Regions from separate parts of the Homo sapiens genome. Here region 2 is linked to region 1. The links are chromatin loops, found by intact Hi-C in ENCODE. Cell type or tissue: PC-3. All regions are shown on one strand. Links, peaks and the distances in the headings refer to the core of each region. The heading gives the core; the rest is flanking DNA.

What was found. Hi-C counts contacts between places; a loop is a spot of excess contacts. Peaks named below come from ENCODE experiments on the same cell type or tissue, not always from the same donor. Only the 100,000 strongest peaks of a DNase experiment are listed, where the experiment ranks them.
Region 2: it touches region 1 in a loop (5-fold over the local background); 32 of 110 quality-filtered maps call a loop at or near these places.

Annotation. Positions count from the first base shown.
Region 1 is chr3:113,047,961-113,056,295 of GRCh38, forward strand. All of the region lies in intron 1 of NEPRO-AS1 (NEPRO antisense RNA 1), which reads left to right. It overlaps LOLI1 (lncRNA oncogene in liver cancer 1), which reads right to left. Exons shown (of 3, transcript NR_189285.1): 3 at 2,953-3,745. Among named protein-coding and RNA genes, the nearest start is that of RMP64, 32 kb to the left of the region's middle. RefSeq lists an enhancer at 3,564-3,743. In PC-3, for the core only: a CTCF peak has its summit at 3,422 (motif pointing right); a DNase peak (open chromatin) is centred at 3,441; H3K4me3 peaks cover 414 bases.
Region 2 is chr3:113,623,024-113,631,358 of GRCh38, forward strand. SIDT1 (SID1 transmembrane family member 1) reads left to right here. Exons shown (of 25, transcript NM_017699.3): 22 at 404-509; 23 at 600-710; 24 at 3,079-3,192; 25 at 4,623-6,552. The coding sequence ends at 4,685. It overlaps LOC124909410 (a long non-coding RNA gene), which reads right to left and starts at 410. Exons shown (of 2, transcript XR_007096007.1): 1 at 1-410. RefSeq lists a silencer at 3,931-4,030. In PC-3, for the core only: CTCF peaks have their summits at 430, 3,935 (motif pointing left) and 4,143; a DNase peak (open chromatin) is centred at 3,938.

The DNA.
Region 1 (8,335 bases), core at 127-8,126:
CAGAGATGGGGTTTTACCCTGTTGGCCAGGCTGGTCTCGAACTCCTGGCCTCAAGTGATCCACCCGCCTCGGCCTCCCAAAGTGCTAGGATTACAGGCATGAGCCACCGCACCCAGCCCTCATCTCTGAATTCTGATCTCGTTTTACCTCTACCTCTCTTGTGAGCTGCCCATGGTCTGCCTTGTTCTCAAGACATTTACTCTCAGCTCTGTAAGCACCTTCATGCAGGTGATGAATTCATCTTCCATAGTGCTGGCATGTGGGTGCTCAGGGAATACTTGTTGAATAAAAACCAAATGAATTAACTCATGAATAAAAAATCCTTCCTATAGGAACCTATCACTAACCTGGCATTAAGAATTTCTTAATTCAGACTGAGTGCAGTGGCTCACGCCTGTAATCCCAGAACTTTGGGAGGCCGAGGCAGGCAGATCACCTGAGGTCGGGAGTTTGAGACCAGCCTGACCAACATGGAGAAACCCCATATCTACTGAAAATACACAAAAATTAGCCAGGCGTGATGGCGCATGCCTATAATTCCAGCTACTCTGGAGGCTGAGGCAGGAGAATCGCTTGAACCTGGGAGGTAGAGGTTGCGGTGAGCCAAGATCATGCCATTGCACTCCAGCCTGGGCAAAAAGAGCGAAATTCCATCTCAAAAAAATAAAAATTTTAAAAAAAAGAAGAATTTCTTAATTCAAAAAGCACAACAGCTCTAGAGGGCACTGGAACGCATTTGAAAGATCAGTCATACACTGATGCATAATGTGTTAATATCTCATTCTAGTCTCCAAAATTTTTCCTTGATTCTAAGAAGAGTAGTAGTAGATTTTAATTAAAATTGCATGCTTCTACCTGGATATACTTTTTGAGAATTTTCTCATGTTTAGAGCTTAAAAAATAAGCGTATTCTCTTGAAATGTAACTTGTATGCAAAAGTCTTAAGAAGACAGCCTCTCCTAGGGTTTTTATGGTTTTAGGTCTAACGTTTAAGTCTTTAATCCATCTTGAATTAATTTTTGTATAAGGTGTAAGGAAAGGATCCAGTTTCAGCTTTCTACATATGGCTAGCCAGTTTTCCCAGCACCATTTATTAAATAGGGAATCCTTTCCCCATTGCTTGTTTTTCTCAGGTTTGTCAAAGATCAGATAGTTGTAGATACGCAGCGTTATTTCTGAGGGCTCTGTTCTGTTCCATTGATCTATATCTCTGTTTTGGTACCAGTACCATGCTGTTTTGGTTACTGTAGCCTTGTAGTATAGTTTGAAGTCAGGTAGTGTGATGCCTCCAGCTTTGTTCTTTTGGCTTAGGATTGACTTGGCGATGTGGGCTCTTTTTTGGTTCCATATGAACTTTAAAGTAGTTTTTTCCAATTCTGTGAAGAAAGTCATTGGTAGCTTGATGGGGATGGCATTGAATCTATAAATTACCTTGGGCAGTATGGCCATTTTCACGATATTGATTCTTCCTACCCATGAGCATGGAATGTTCTTCCATTTGTTTGTATCCTCTTTTATTTCCTTGAGCAGCGGTTTGTAGTTCTCCTTGAAGAGGTCCTTCACATCCCATGTAAGTTGGATTCCTAGGTATTTTATTCTCTTTGAAGCAATTGTGAATGGGAGTTCACTCATGATTTGGCTCTCTGTTTGTCTGTTATTGGTGTATAAGAATGCTTGTGATTTTTGCACATTGATTTTGTATCCTGAGACTTTGCTGAAGTTGCTTATCAGCTTAAGGAGATTTTGGGCTGAGACAATGGGGTTTTCTAGATATACAATCATGTCATCTTCAAACAGGCATTACCATTCAGGACATAGGCATGGGCAAGGACTTCATGTCTAAAACACCAAAAGCAATGGCAACAAAAGCCAAAATTGACGAATGGGGTCTAATTAAACTAAAGAGCTTCTGCACAGCAAAAGAAACTACCATCAGAGTGAACAGGAAACCTACAAAATGGGAGAAAATTTTCGCAACCTACTCATCTGACAAAGGGCTAATATCCAGAATCTACAATGAACTCAAACAAATTTACAAGAAAAAAACAAACAACCCCATCAAAAAGTGGGCAAAGGATATGAACAGACACTTCTCAAAAGAAGACATTTATGCAGCCAAAAAAACACATGAAAAAATGCTCACCATCACTGGCCATCAAAGAAATGCAAATGAAAACCACAATGAGATACCATCTCACACCAGTTAGAATGGCAATCATTAAAAAGTCAGGAAACAACAGGTGCTGGAGAGGATGTGGAGAAATAGGAACACTTTTACACTGTTGGTGGGACTGTAAACTAGTTCAACCATTGTGGAAGTCAGTGTGGCGATTCCTCAGGGATCTAGAACTAGAAATACCATTTGACCCAGCCATCCCATTACTGGGTATATACCCAAAGGACTATAAATCATGCTGCTATAAAGACACGTGCACATGTATGTTTATTGTGGCACTATTCACAATAGCAAAGACTTGGAACCAACCCAAATGTCCAACAAGGATAGAATGGATTAAGAAAATGTGGCACATATACACCATGGAATACTATGCAGCCATAAAAAATGATGAGTTCATGTCCTTTGTAGGGACATGGATGAAATTGGAAATAATCATTCTCAGTAAACTATCGCAACAAGGACAAAAAACCAAGCACCACATGTTCTCACTCATAGGTGGGAATTGAACAATGAGAACACATGGACACAGGAAGGGGAACATCACACTCTGGGGACTGTTGTGGGGTGGGGGAAAGAGGGAGGGATAGCATTAGGAGATATACCTAATGCTAAATGACGAGTTAATGGGTGCAGCACACCAGCATGGCACATGTATACATATGTAACTAACCTGCACATTGTGCACATGTACCCTAAAACTTAAAGTATAATAATAATAAAATAAAAAAATAAAAAAAGAAGCCTCTCATTTGAATCAAAGACTCAGAAGGCATAAGACTAATACGTTTTATTTAAACTTCTGAAATGAATTTTGGTTTGGAATTAGATCTGAATATATAGGTCTAAACCCTAGTTTAGAGTCTTGAGTGTTTTAAGAATTAGAATTTTCCTGGGTCACATGCTGACTTTCACTTTCTGGAAATGTTTTAAAATGAGCGTACAAGAATTTTATAATGATCTCAAAATACACAAAATGATTGTTCACGAAAAGGAAGAGCAAGTGTGGAGAAATGAGAAACCAGTTCGCAGCAAACAGAAATAAAAAGGGGATGGAATTAAAACTTCTCTTGCTGAGAAATCAGATTCTCATAGAACAACCGTTCCAACTCCATTCATTTAGATGAACTCCGTTCATTTAGATAATAGCTTGAAGTGTAATTATTCCCCGTGGACCTTTGCGCTGACACTTCACAGCATTTGCCTCAGAGATCAGTCGTTATGGCTTGTTCAATACCCGTTTTCTCCACCAGAGGGCAGCAAGAGGCCGCACCAAGATTACTCTCTAAATGAGTCATTCTGGCTTCAGTGAGAAGCCACGTGGAGGAACCTACTACGTTGCAGCCCTCCTCTGCAAACCAAGATCCGCAACCTCAGACAGAATGGAGACAAATCGCCTTATCCCTGGCAGAAGATTTTCAGATAATCGGAGAAACGTCTCACAGGCAAATGCACATGATTTCAAGGCTTGCCCTCTGAAGAAGGAGTCAGTGGTGGTTTTGGACAGGAATGGCATCACTTAAATGTATTTTCAAGGAGCAGAGTCACCTGATGCTGAGAACGGCTAGACTAAAAAAAAAAAAAGAAAGAAAAAAAGTTGATAGGTACTCGAATGTGTTTTATCTGCGTTAAATACGAAATGCCCAAGAATGGGACTTGGAGAAAATGAAATCATTATTTCTACTCTTTGACAGCCTTGAGACAAAATTTCCAAGTCAAATTTATAAGGCCTCGGATTTGGTTGCTTGTTTTGCTTTCTTCTGTCTTGCCAGTTACCTCCTGAGAGTTGGGCAAAGATCAGTAAGATCCCTTTGCTGTGGCTGCCAGCAAGTCTGTGCCTGATTTGACGAGATTCTGAAAAGGTACCAGTGCCTCCTCCCTCCAAGGCCTCTCGTGGAACATAACACCCTAGAACTATGCCAAGAGACAGAGCCAAGCCACATTTCAGTGTCTGCTGCTGCACCAAGCTCTGAGCAGAGGCCATCTTTTCTGCTCAAGAAGTTGTTACTGAATTCTTTCAAGTGCTTGCTTTGGGGACAAAAATGATCAAGAAAGATAGTCTCTGTACAACCAACATTTCCAGGAAACCCATTATTTGTGCATTATCTGTATACTCACAAACACACATAAGCACATGCACACATGCCAAGACACAAAAAGTTTTCAGTTAAGAGAGTCATGTTCCTAAAAGCTTTATCTTTTACACCAGTATTTATTGCTGTCTATCTTCATAAGGTCTACTGTGGGAGATGCTGGCATAGAAAGAACTTTGCCTCAGGAATATACGAGAAAACATAATCAGGGCAGAAAGCAGAGGTATTCAAATAACAAGGTCCTAAAGTGTGTTGCAGCTGATACATGAACTCACATCTAACTCAGGTCAACTCTGGGATAAAAATGAGCATCGAACAGTCTCCTCCCACAAGTATGTAGGCACCATGAGAACAGCAATGTTTAGTTTCTTGTTCCATCCTAAGTGCCCGGAACATTTCTGATGCTCAATTAATGTTTGCCAAATAACAAAAACACTTAGGGAATGTACCATATCAGAGACAAACATACCGTCTCTCAGTAAGTCCCTCCAGCATTAACACAGATTGTGATTTCTTTAGGTTGACACTAGCTGAAGTAGTTGGCTTGGATTTAGGGGCCATGTTGTATGCATCGTTAACAACAATCATATCTAAAGGAGCAAGAAGCTCACCCAGGAGAAGTGTGTGGGCACAGATACTGGTGGAATGAATGGAAGACTCCCATCTAACGCTCTCTCAGGAGGGTTGCTGGATTTAGCAAATAAAAATACAAGGTATTCAGTTACATTTGAATTTCCGATAAATGAGTTTAGCATGGGACAAACTTATATTCAAAAATATTCATTATGTATCTGAAATTCAAAATGAACTTGGCCTCCTGTATTTTACCTGGCAAACCTACCATGGGGCATACACTTTCTGAGTGGAAAGGTGGGAGGATGGTCTGACTTTTTCAATTGTAACCTCTCTTTCTCTCTGGGCACATAGGTTGTATCCTTTTAACTTTAATGTATGAATGCCATTGTAGTATGATAATCACAGTGGATTCCATTTAATCCCATTAAGTGTGCCATCAGAAATCCCAGTATTTTGAAAATGTTCCCTGAGCTTAACGATTTGAGAACCACTAGTGTACAAACTTTAGTAAGCAGCCTTCTTTAATCTGAAGGAAGGGTGTGCCCTATAATCTTCTTCCTCCCCTTCACATTGGGAAATTATTTCTGGGCGGATACCTTTGTTCAAAAGGTTGAAAATAGGCTTAGATGGCACTGTATTTCCTAAGTAACTTCCTGCCAATTATCAACCTCTTCATTATAAAGTGGGTCTAATACCCCACTCAGGGGGTGACGCAGGGGTTCCTAATGGAAGAGTATGGGAAAAAAGGACTCAATTAAGTGATGATAATATGAACTCAACTTTTCCAACACAAATAAGGCTTAGAAAAAGTGATCCCCAGACTTCTGTTCAAAACATCTTGTATTAGTCCTGGACCACAGCCAGTCTTTCCTGAGAACCCACACCTAGCTGTGACTCTAAACAAGTGATGAGTTCCTAGTCACAGTCTTAAAGAGACCAGGTCCGCCTGAGCAGCCCTGTGCTTTATGGGCCAACTCAGCCAGAAGCTTCAATGAATAACCATGATACCTTGAGTGGAGGCAGGAGGAGTGGCCGGAGGCAGAGGAATCCAGCTACTAACCAGGGAAAGGATTCAAATAGATGCTTTTCCATTAGAAAGTCTCTGTTCAAATGACCTCAAGGCTTAAAATTATAGAATTTTGTAAAGAAAATTCTCTTTTGTCACCTATAAGCATTATCACTTTTTATTGAATTATACTATAAACAAATATTGTTTAATTGAATGAGACTAATTAAATCAATGAAAATACAATGTTTACCTTTTCTGGAAACCTTCAGTATATTATATGGCATTTAAGGCATTTTACAAATTAACACCAATCTATCTTTCCAATCTTATTTCCTTCTGCTTCTTTCTGGGACTACTACATTCTAGCCAGAGGTTTCTGCACCTTGGCACTGTTGACATTTTGAAGGGGAGAATTCTTTGTTGTAGGAACTATCCTGTGCATTGTAGGATATTTAGTGGCATCTCTGGCCTCTATCCACTGGATACCAGTAGAACATACCCTCCCCGTGCAAGAGTGTGACAATTTAAAAATGTCTGTAGGCATTGTCAAATGTACCCTGGGGGGCAAAATCACCCCCATGAAGAACCATTGGGGGGCAAAATCACCAGCACTGAGGACTACTGCTCTGTCCCACAAGACAACTTTCCCTGCTATGAACACATTTTCTCAAGCTCTACCCACACTCCCCCACCACACCACACACACCTTTCACTCCTGTTCCCTTGACCTAAAACACCCTGCTTTCCCCCTTTCCATTGACAAACTTGTATTTATTCTCCAAGGCCTAAATCAAATGCTATCCTACATAGCTTTCCTTACAATCTATGCCAACTTTCCCTCCTCTAGGCTGCTGTGGGCATTGCACACATCTTTACTTGTACTAATAGTGTTGACCATATGATGTTGCAATTATTTATTCACCCTTCCCTCCTTCTCCCGAGAGGCTATTTCTCAAGAGCAAGGTCTGTGTAACTATACTACCCAGCATGGTTTTCTGTCCATGCATGTCTCTGTGAGAGAGAGAGAGACAGAGAGAGAGAGTGTGTGTGTGTGTGTGTGTGTGTGATCTGACAAATAAATATATACAGCACTCTGCTTTGTTAAAGTGTAAGACAAAGTCCTAAGCTATACCATTTACTATATTTCCTAAAGAAACATGTGGATTTTAGTTCTCATCATGTAGATTAATTGGTTAGACTAGATCTCACTAGACCTTATGTTCCCACAAATCTGGATTACTATTTTTCCAAATATGCATGGTATTTTCCCATCTCTACATCACTGTGGAAATTGTTTTCTTCACCTGGAAAGTTCTGCTCTCCTTTCTCCCTGTCAAAATCCTCCTCAAACACCACCTCTACTTTTCACAGTCCTGGACACACACACACCATGCACACACACCACTCACACACACACACAAAACACACATGCAACACACATGCTGTGGTTTCTTCTTTCTGAGAGAGCCCTTGCTTTTTTATCTTCTTTTCTAACTCTCCTAACTTTCTGTCTTATCCCCAATGGTCTCCTCTTAAAGTTAGATTGTACTCCTTGAAGGCAAAGACTTCTTCCTCTTTCTACTTCTGCAGCTCCTCATACAGTGACTTGCACATACTCATACTAAGTATTGAGTAAGAATTTGTTACATTGAAGAGAAAAATCAGAGATTGTCTTGAAAACACTGAGTTAATATCCAGACAAAAGTGTGGGTAAATTCAGAAAGAGAATGGATTTTGACAGCAGCAGAGTCAAACTTTAGAAAGATGAACTCATCTGGGCTGGGAAATAATGAAGATGCACCATCAGACACCCATGGTGGTTCAAGGGCAAGGTGAAACCATAATAACAAAGATGGCAAAGACCATTTTGGAGTAACAGAAATGGGATTGGGTGCCTAATTGGAAATGGGGCAAGGGGAAGAGAGGAGTGAGGAATGAATAATATCATTCCAATCCTGAGTGGGTGCTGGGGTCATCAAAATATAAAGGCTTGGGGGAGAAAGAAAGAAAGTCAGCATTTGAGAAGCCAGTGAGCTACCTCAAGGAAAATATCACAGAAATAATTGGAAATGTGAGAGTGAGGCTCAGAGAAGCCGAAGGACCTGGAGACAGGGTTTGGGAGCCAGTCATCTAGCTGAGGCCAAGGATCATTAGGGGATGACTGAGGGGTAGGGTCTGTGAAAAGAGAAGGGAAGACGGACTGGTGGGGAAGGGAGTAGCTGAGGAACAGTGCTACAAAAGCCAGGAGGGAACGAGGTTTCAATAACGTGAACATTTCAAGAATTGAAAGGATGCAGAAGTTGGTGAGTATGAGGGCTGGAGATGTGCCAGTAGACTTGTGGATTGGATATCTGCTGACTTTTGGGAGATGAGACTCAGTGGGGAGCAGGGGCTAAAAGCTGTTAGATCAGGCTTGAAGGAGCGGTGAGAATGTAACAGCTGAGAGTGAAGAAACCAATTTCCTCAACAAGTATGTTAGTA
Region 2 (8,335 bases), core at 113-8,112, 580 kb after region 1:
CAAAAAAAATTTTAAAAGTTAGCTGGAAGTGGTGGCATGCATCTGTAGTCCCGGATACCAGAGAGGTTGAAGTGGAAGGATCGCTTGAGTCCAGGATGTGGAGGTTGCAGTGAGCCGTGATGGTGCCATTGCACTCTAGCCTGAGTGAGGGAATGAGACCCCAACTCTTAAAAAAAAAAAAAAAAAAAAAAAAAAAAAGATACTTATATGTTAAAGTATTTTTTTAAAAATCTACTGTTCCATCAGAGGTAAGAGTTTAAAAAAAAATAAAATGAACTAAAAATAAAAGTTAAAAAAAAAAAAAGAACCTGCCCCTTCCCCCTCAAGGGACTGGGGGATTGGAAAAGCCAATAGTGTTACAAATCCACCTTCACGGCTGCCCACATTTCTCCCACGCCTGCAGCGCCCTCTTTGGATTGATATACCGCCCCAGGGACTTTGCTTCCTACATGCTGGGCATCTTCATCTGTAACCTTTTGCTGTACCTGGCCTTTTACATCATCATGAAGGTAAGAGCGGGTGCCGGGAGCGGCTACCTCGGGCCCTCGGGCAGGCGAAGGCGGGGTCGCGTGAGGCCGCATCTGCTTCTCCTCCCACAGCTCCGCAGCTCTGAAAAGGTCCTCCCAGTCCCGCTCTTCTGCATCGTGGCCACCGCTGTGATGTGGGCTGCCGCCCTATATTTTTTCTTCCAGAATCTCAGCAGCTGGGAGGTAAGAGGCCAGTTTTCTTATCCAAAAACAACCTCTCTCTCCAACTTGCCATTTTGGCCTTTCTACCTCCCTCTCTTAATGTGTTTTCACAGTGTCTAAAATGAAAGTTTTCTCTACCAGGGATGGTTTTTAATAGCCGCACACAAATGCACAATAACTGCATGCGTTATCATTCTCAGGGTGGCACTTTATAAATCTGTAAGTACTACAGACATTGCAAACTTGGTCTTCATTGCATGTTGTATTACGACGCTGGTCCCAGTGGATGCTTAACGCGGTCAAAAGCCTTGAGTAGTTCATCTTCTCATCTTTCTCATAATCTCCATCCATCAACAAATACCCAAGCTGAGTGTCATTACATCCAGTCCATAGATAACAGAGCCGAAGCCTAGGAAATTAGTGGTATATCTGAGGCACAGAACAGGAAGAAGTCTTAGCATTCCATCAGAACAGTTACCACAATAGATTTTAGAACATTTCTGTCACTCCGGAAAGAAACCTCATATGCATCAGCATTCACTCCTCATTTCTCGCTAACCCCTTACCCCTAAGCAACTACTAAATCTACCTTTTGTCTCTGTATATTTGCTTATTCTGGACATTTCATGTAAATGGAATCACACAATACACGGCCTTTGTGTCTGGCTTCTTTCACTTAATGTGTCCTAGGTTCAAGCATGCTGTAACATACATAGTACTTCATGTCTATTCATTGCTGAAAAATATTCCGTTGTACTGATATATCACATTTTATCTACCTGCTCATCAGTTGATGGACAGTTGGATTGTTTCTATTTTTGTGTCATTATGAGTGATGCTGCTGTGAATATTTGTGTACAAGTTTTTTCCTTGAGGTAAAATATACATATAAAATTTACCATCGTTACCATTTTAAAATGTGCAGTTCAGTGGTCATAAATACATGTATATTCTTTGGTTTTTCCCCTCATCTCCCTCTCCCCCCACCCTTCCTGGACTCTGGTAACCACCAAACTATTCTCTGTCTTCACGGGATCCACTTTTCTAGCTGCCTCATATGAGTGAGAACATGCAATATTTGTCATTTTGTGCTTCACTTATTTCACTTAACATAATGGCCTCGAGTTCCATACGTGTTGCTGCAAATGGCAGGATTTTATTCTTTTTTATGGCTGAATAGTATTTTATTGTGTTTGTAGGTGTATGTACATTGTCTATGTAGATATGTGTATCATATTGTCTTTGTCCATACCTCTGTTGATGGGCACTTAGATCGATTCCATATTTTGCCTATTGTGAACAGTGCTGTAATAAACATGGGAGTGCAGATAACTCTTTGACATACTGATTTCTTTTCTTTTGGATATATATCAAGTAGTAGAATTGCTGGATCATATGGTAGCTCTATTTTTTTCTTTCTTTCTTTTTTTTGGGGGGGCGGGGGGACGGGGTCTCCCTCTGTCTCCCAGGCTGGAGTGCAATGGCGCAATCTCGGCTCACTGCAACCTCCACCTCCCAGGTTCAAGTGATTCTCCTGCCTCACCCTCCTGAGTAGCTGGGACTACAGGCGCCCACCACCGTGCCCAGCTAATTTTTTTGTATTTTTAGTAGAGACGGGGTTTCACCATGTTGGCCAGGCTGGTCTCAAACTCCTGACCTTAGGCGATCCACCTGCCTCTGCCTCCCATGGTCCTGGGATTACAGGTGTGAGCCACCACACCCGGCCATAGCTCTATTTTTAGTTTTTTGAGGAACTTCCAAACTGTTCTCCACAGTGGCTGTACTAATTTACATTCCCACCAACAGTGTGTGAGAGTTCCCTTTCCTCCACATCCTCGCCAGCATCTGTTATTGCCTGTCTTTTTGATACGAGCCTTTTTAACAGGGGTAAGATGATATCTCATTGTAGTTTTGATTTGCATTCTCTGATGATCAATGATGTTGAGCACCTTTTCATATGCCTGTTTGCCATTTGTATGTCTTCTTTTGAGAAATGTCTATTCAGATCTTTTGCCCATTTTTAAATTGGATTTTTTTTCCCTTACAGTTCTTTCAGCTCCTTATATATTCTGGTTATTAATTTCTTGTCAGATGGATAGTTTGCAAATATTTTCTCCCATTCTGTGGGTTGTCTCTTCACTTTGTTCGTCATTTCCTTTGCTGTGCAGAAGCTTCGTAGCTTGATGTAATCTCGCTTCTCTATTTTTGCTTTGGTTGCCTGTGCTTTTGAGGTCTTTGTGTACAGGTTTTTGTGTGGATGGATGTTTTCTTGGAAGCTAACTTTTCGAACCAGACATCTAGTAGCGTTTTTGTGGCTTTCTGGACGTTCAACTCTTTGAACAGTTGAACTGTGGGAATCTTGCCCATGTCCTGCCTCACCTTCCTCCAGGGAACTCCGGCCGAATCCCGGGAGAAGAACCGCGAGTGCATTCTGCTGGATTTCTTCGATGACCATGACATCTGGCACTTCCTCTCTGCTACTGCTCTGTTTTTCTCATTCTTGGTGAGTTCATATCTATCTTTTTGTGACTTTCTTCTCTCTTTACATCTTGTACTCTCTTTTTCTTCTGCTCTTCCTTACTTTTTTTTATATTCCTCTCTAATTTTACTTTCCATTTCCTCCTTGTAATTCAATGTACAGACCATCTTATTTCTTTCATAAATTTTATATCCTTTGGTTAGATCTTTAGTTTTTCTTTTACTCTTCAATATCTTTAGACACAGAGGGACAAAATTACTTTCCCTAAGTTGCACAGCACGTTTGTTCTGAATTGGTTATTAGACCCACATGCCCAGAATTCCCCCAGGAACCACTTTTAGCAATTCCGATAACATTGGGTTATTCCTTCTTATGCCATACTCACATTCCTCCTCCTCCTCCTCCTCCTCCAGTCTCCCTGAATATTTCACAAATATTTTACATATTCCTTAAGTGGCTTGGGGTAGCAGCCACGTGTCTGTTGCCTTCTGACCAGTCTGTCCCAAATCTCTCCTGTAGTTTCTCTATTTTTTTGCCCCAACCCTTTCTCAGAAGCCATGAGTATTTATATCAACCCTGGATTATAGTTCCATCCTTTAATCCTAACTTTGATTTTTCCCAATTAAAAGTCCATGGTGCCTGTAGGCAGGTTCAATTGACAATTAACAACCCTACTAGACTCCCGGGCTCCAGACCTACTAGATGCCCGGGCTCCACGCAAAGCGGGCTCAGGCAGGCCATATGACTTCAAGAGTGGAGCAGGGCTATCCTCTAGTGGCCAGTTTGGGAAGCTTGGCCAATCTGTATAAACAGTCCTTACGTCTTTTACTTTTGATCGTCACCTTCATGAGAGAGACAGAGACAGCAAAAGTGGAACTAAAGATTCCACGTGGGGCAGTAGTAGTCAAATGAACTAGAAATGGAGGAGGAGGGTACATTTCTTATATAGCAATACTCTATCCAACAGGACTTTATTCCTTTGACTCTTGACCTAAATGTCCCCTAAGTAATGACTTCCCAGGCCACCCTATCAAAATTTTTTACCTCCCCACACCTGATACTTCCTGTATTTCCTCCCTTATTTAACTTCTATCCTTAGCACTTATTACTATCTAACATGCTATATTTTACTCATGTATTTGTTTCACGTCTAAAGCCCTCTTTAGAATGTAAGCTACATGGAGAATAGGGATTTTTGTCTCTTTCATTACCAACTATATCTCCATAGCATCTGGAATAGCACATCATAAACCTTCATGAATATTTAATTGACAAATGAATTGTATAATTATAATAAGTGCCTATTAAGAGCAAAGGATTGCAGAGAGCTGCAGAAGGCATGAGAATGAGAGGGAACTAACAGTTTCCAGTCTGTGTGCATCTCAGAGAGAAAACAGGACTTAGTGTGACAGTGACTGTCCATTCCTTTCATTTCTCTGTCCCTCTCACTTCAGGTTTTGTTAACTTTGGATGATGACCTTGATGTGGTTCGGAGAGACCAGATCCCTGTCTTCTGAACCTCCAACATTAAGAGAGGGGAGGGAGCGATCAATCTTGGTGCTGTTTCACAAAAATTACAGTGACCACAGCAAAGTAACCACTGCCAGATGCTCCACTCACCCTCTGTAGAGCCAACTCTGCATTCACACAGGAAGGAGAGGGGCTGCGGGAGATTTAAACCTGCAAGAAAGGAGGCAGAAGGGGAGCCATGTTTTGAGGACAGACGCAAACCTGAGGAGCTGAGAAACACTTGCTCCTTCCATCTGCAGCTTTGGGAGTGCAACAGGGATAGGCACTGCATCCAAGTCAACTCACCATCTTGGGGTCCCTCCCACCCTCACGGAGACTTGCCAGCAATGGCAGAATGCTGCTGCACACTTCCCTCCAGTTGTCACCCTGCCCAGAAAGGCCAGCAGCTTGGACTTCCTGCCCAGAAACTGTGTTGGCCCCCTTCACACCTCTGCAACACCTGCTGCTCCAGCAAGAGGATGTGATTCTTTAGAATATGGCGGGGAGGTGACCCCAGGCCCTGCCCTACTGGGATAGATGTTTTAATGGCACCAGCTAGTCACCTCCCAGAAGAAACTCTGTATATTTCCCCCAGGTTTCTGATGCCATCAGAAGGGCTCAGGAGTGGGGTTTGTCACACATTCCTCTTAACAAGTAACTGTCACTGGGACCGAGTCCTGGGTGCTTACATATTCCTTCGTGTCTTCATCTCACTGACCTGTGTGGACCTCATCACTCTGACTCTGCCTTCTTGGAAAGGCCCTGTCACTCCACAGATGTCTGGCCAGCTTCAAGGCAGAAGGAAAAACAGGAAAAGCTCTTTTAACAGCAGCAGGAACAAGAGAAATGACTAACCATACTAAAAGACTGGTAACAGCAGCAGCAGCCAGACAGGCCTCACCTTAAGGACTTGGGCTGCCAGAGCAAATTCAGCAGAGCTTATTTGGCCTCCCATTCACACAGCTCAGTTCTGTGCCCACATCACCTTTGGGGAAGAAATCAGCATTCTAATCAGGGACACTACTTCAGGAGTCCTCCACAGCGAGTCCGTCATCTGTCACTTTATGTAGATCAGGGTTCTAGACTTCTTCCCTGAGGTTCTCAGAAGCAGCTCTCAGGATGAACGTATTGTCCTCTTCCCCTCTTCTTGCAAAGTGCACAGCTAATCTAATGTTGTCTCTCGGTTGCACCTGACATTCTCTCCCCAGTAAGGTGTTGGCAAGCTCAGCATCTGGGTTCCACTCTCACACTGTCTGGCAGCTCTGTGTCTGAGAAGTTCTACATTGACCAGGCCCCCTTGTTGCCTGGAGTATGACGTAATCAGAAAATAGACGTATAAATGTGCACATGCGTATGTATTTGCTTGTGAAATTAAAGTCACCTCTTGCCTCTGCTTTCCTGATCATTCGTTAGAGAAATGGATCAGGCATTTTTTTAAATTATTATTCTTTCTCTAAACTATTTGCATTGTGTTCAAAAACCCATTTTAGAAGTTTGAACAGCAAGCTTTTCCTGATTTTAAAAACACAAAGTTGCTTTCAATGAAATATTTTGTGATTTTTTTAAAGTCCCCAAATGTGTACTTAGCCTTCTGTTATTCCTTATTCTTTAAGCAGTGTTGGCTTCCATTGACCATATGAAGGCCACCAATTAAATGGTTGTGTTAATCCAACATGTAAAAAACTTTTTGGCAGGGCACAGTGGCTCACGCCTGTAATCCCAACACTTTGGGAGGCTGAGGCAGGAGGATCACTTGAGCCCAGGAGATTGACGCCGCAGTGAACTATGATTGTGCCCCTGCACTCCAGCCTGGATGACAGAGTGAGACCCCATCTCTTAAAAAATAAAAAAAAATAAAAATTTGAACCTGTTTCACTATGGCTAGTTTGACCTAATTTCTTTATCTTAACGCACTATGGTTTCTAATCCACAGAAGACCAAGGGAGGAAATGTGAACAACAAAGTCCATTCAAGTCGCCCTGTGGCTGAAGCGAATAAATTTTCAGATGCATAACCTGTTTGGTAGCTTGTTTGGGAAGATGTGAGCGGAAATGGGGAAAGGGCCCTGGAGGAAAGGGTGGACTGTGCTGCTGAAGCCTTCACTGTTTTCTGATCACGTCTGTCTTGTGCTACAAACGCACACACTGTGGTCAGTTTTGTTCCTGCAACAGTACCGAAAATCCAGACCAAGCTTGTTTTTACAAATATCAGTTCTAAATGTACATGTTGCTAATTCTTTCCACAGCGCCAGTCTCACGGTTGGAGGACATAAAGTCATTCAGCTGCATCTGTAGGATTTACACAAGGGCTGGGGCAGAGGGGAGCACAGAGAGCTTAAAGAGCTTAACGAGCCATTTCTGTAGGACAGTGTCTATGCTAACTCTTGCCTGGGTTCATGGACTTCACTCTTTAAAAGGGAAAGGAAGAGTGACTGAGAAAGCCGGGTTCAACAGGAGCGTAACCGGAGAAAAGCAGTCACTGTGAAGAGGCTCTTGGCAAAGTAAGCACAGAAGTAATAAGAGCAGTTCAGCTGGAGCAGGACAGAGGTGTAGCAGCCAGAGAAGCAAAGCTGTGCACATAAAAAATGACCTCTTCACACCCCTGACAAATGCTGGAGAAGCAGCCCCACCTCTTTATGCTCCACGGTTTACTGAGGGATTCGCCCGGTTTTATTTTAGCAGCAGGAGAAGCCAGTGGAATGCTGGACTCTATCTGGGGAAGGGACTTTCCATGACTGAAGGAGGTCACCGAGCCAGCTCCTCGGGGCAAAGAAAATGGCAGCTCCTCTCTTCGTAACTCCAGGCACCCACCAGAAGGTTCTGTGGGGTCACAACATGCATGTGTCGGTAAATCAAATACCCAAATCCTCCTCAATATGGGTGATAGTCTCTATCCAAAACTCATGGGAAAGGGAGGAACAAAGATAAACACTATTCACAGAAGGAACAGTACAATCTGCGGAAGATTCTGGAGTCCACCTACTCGCTATGTGCCCTTGGGGAAGTGACTGAAACTCTCAGATCCTCAGCTGGCACACCTCCATGATTCTACGTGAGAATGGCAAAGGTGGAGGTGTGCAGGGTACCAGGAGCAGTGCTCACGCAGACAGGATCCTCAGCTCACCCTCCTGAATCCCACAGGGAGGCAGGGCAAGAGTGGATCCATCAGCCAGTCTGGGATCTCTCTCCTCCAGGGGCTCTTCATTGAAACCAACTGTTTCGTTTCCTGTCCTCAGCTCCAGGCCCTGAACAGGTTGGGAGGCCTCTTCATCTTCAGAGACACTGCCCACAGCTGTTCAGCCTCTTCTCATCCCTACCCCCATCCTTGTCCTTTGTAGCTGCATTTCTCTGACTCTGGCCCTGAATATCCTTATTCCAACTGAGATGAAAAAAAAATGCTTCCAAAGCTAGGGCCAAGTGGGAAAGCCTGGCTGTTTATAATGTGACACCTCATCACTGCTGTCTCTGCCCTGGGAATCTCAAGAAAAACCTAGGTTTTCTCCTCTCAAGTAGCTATTACAACCCTATTTCAGGGAATGCCACGTGCAAATGTTTCCCTCCCTTCCCACCCTGATTACCAAACATTCTGTAGGGCAAGCTTGCATCTTCAGCTAAGGAGAACGCTTCAGCCTGCAGGTGACAAAACAGTCTCTGAAAGA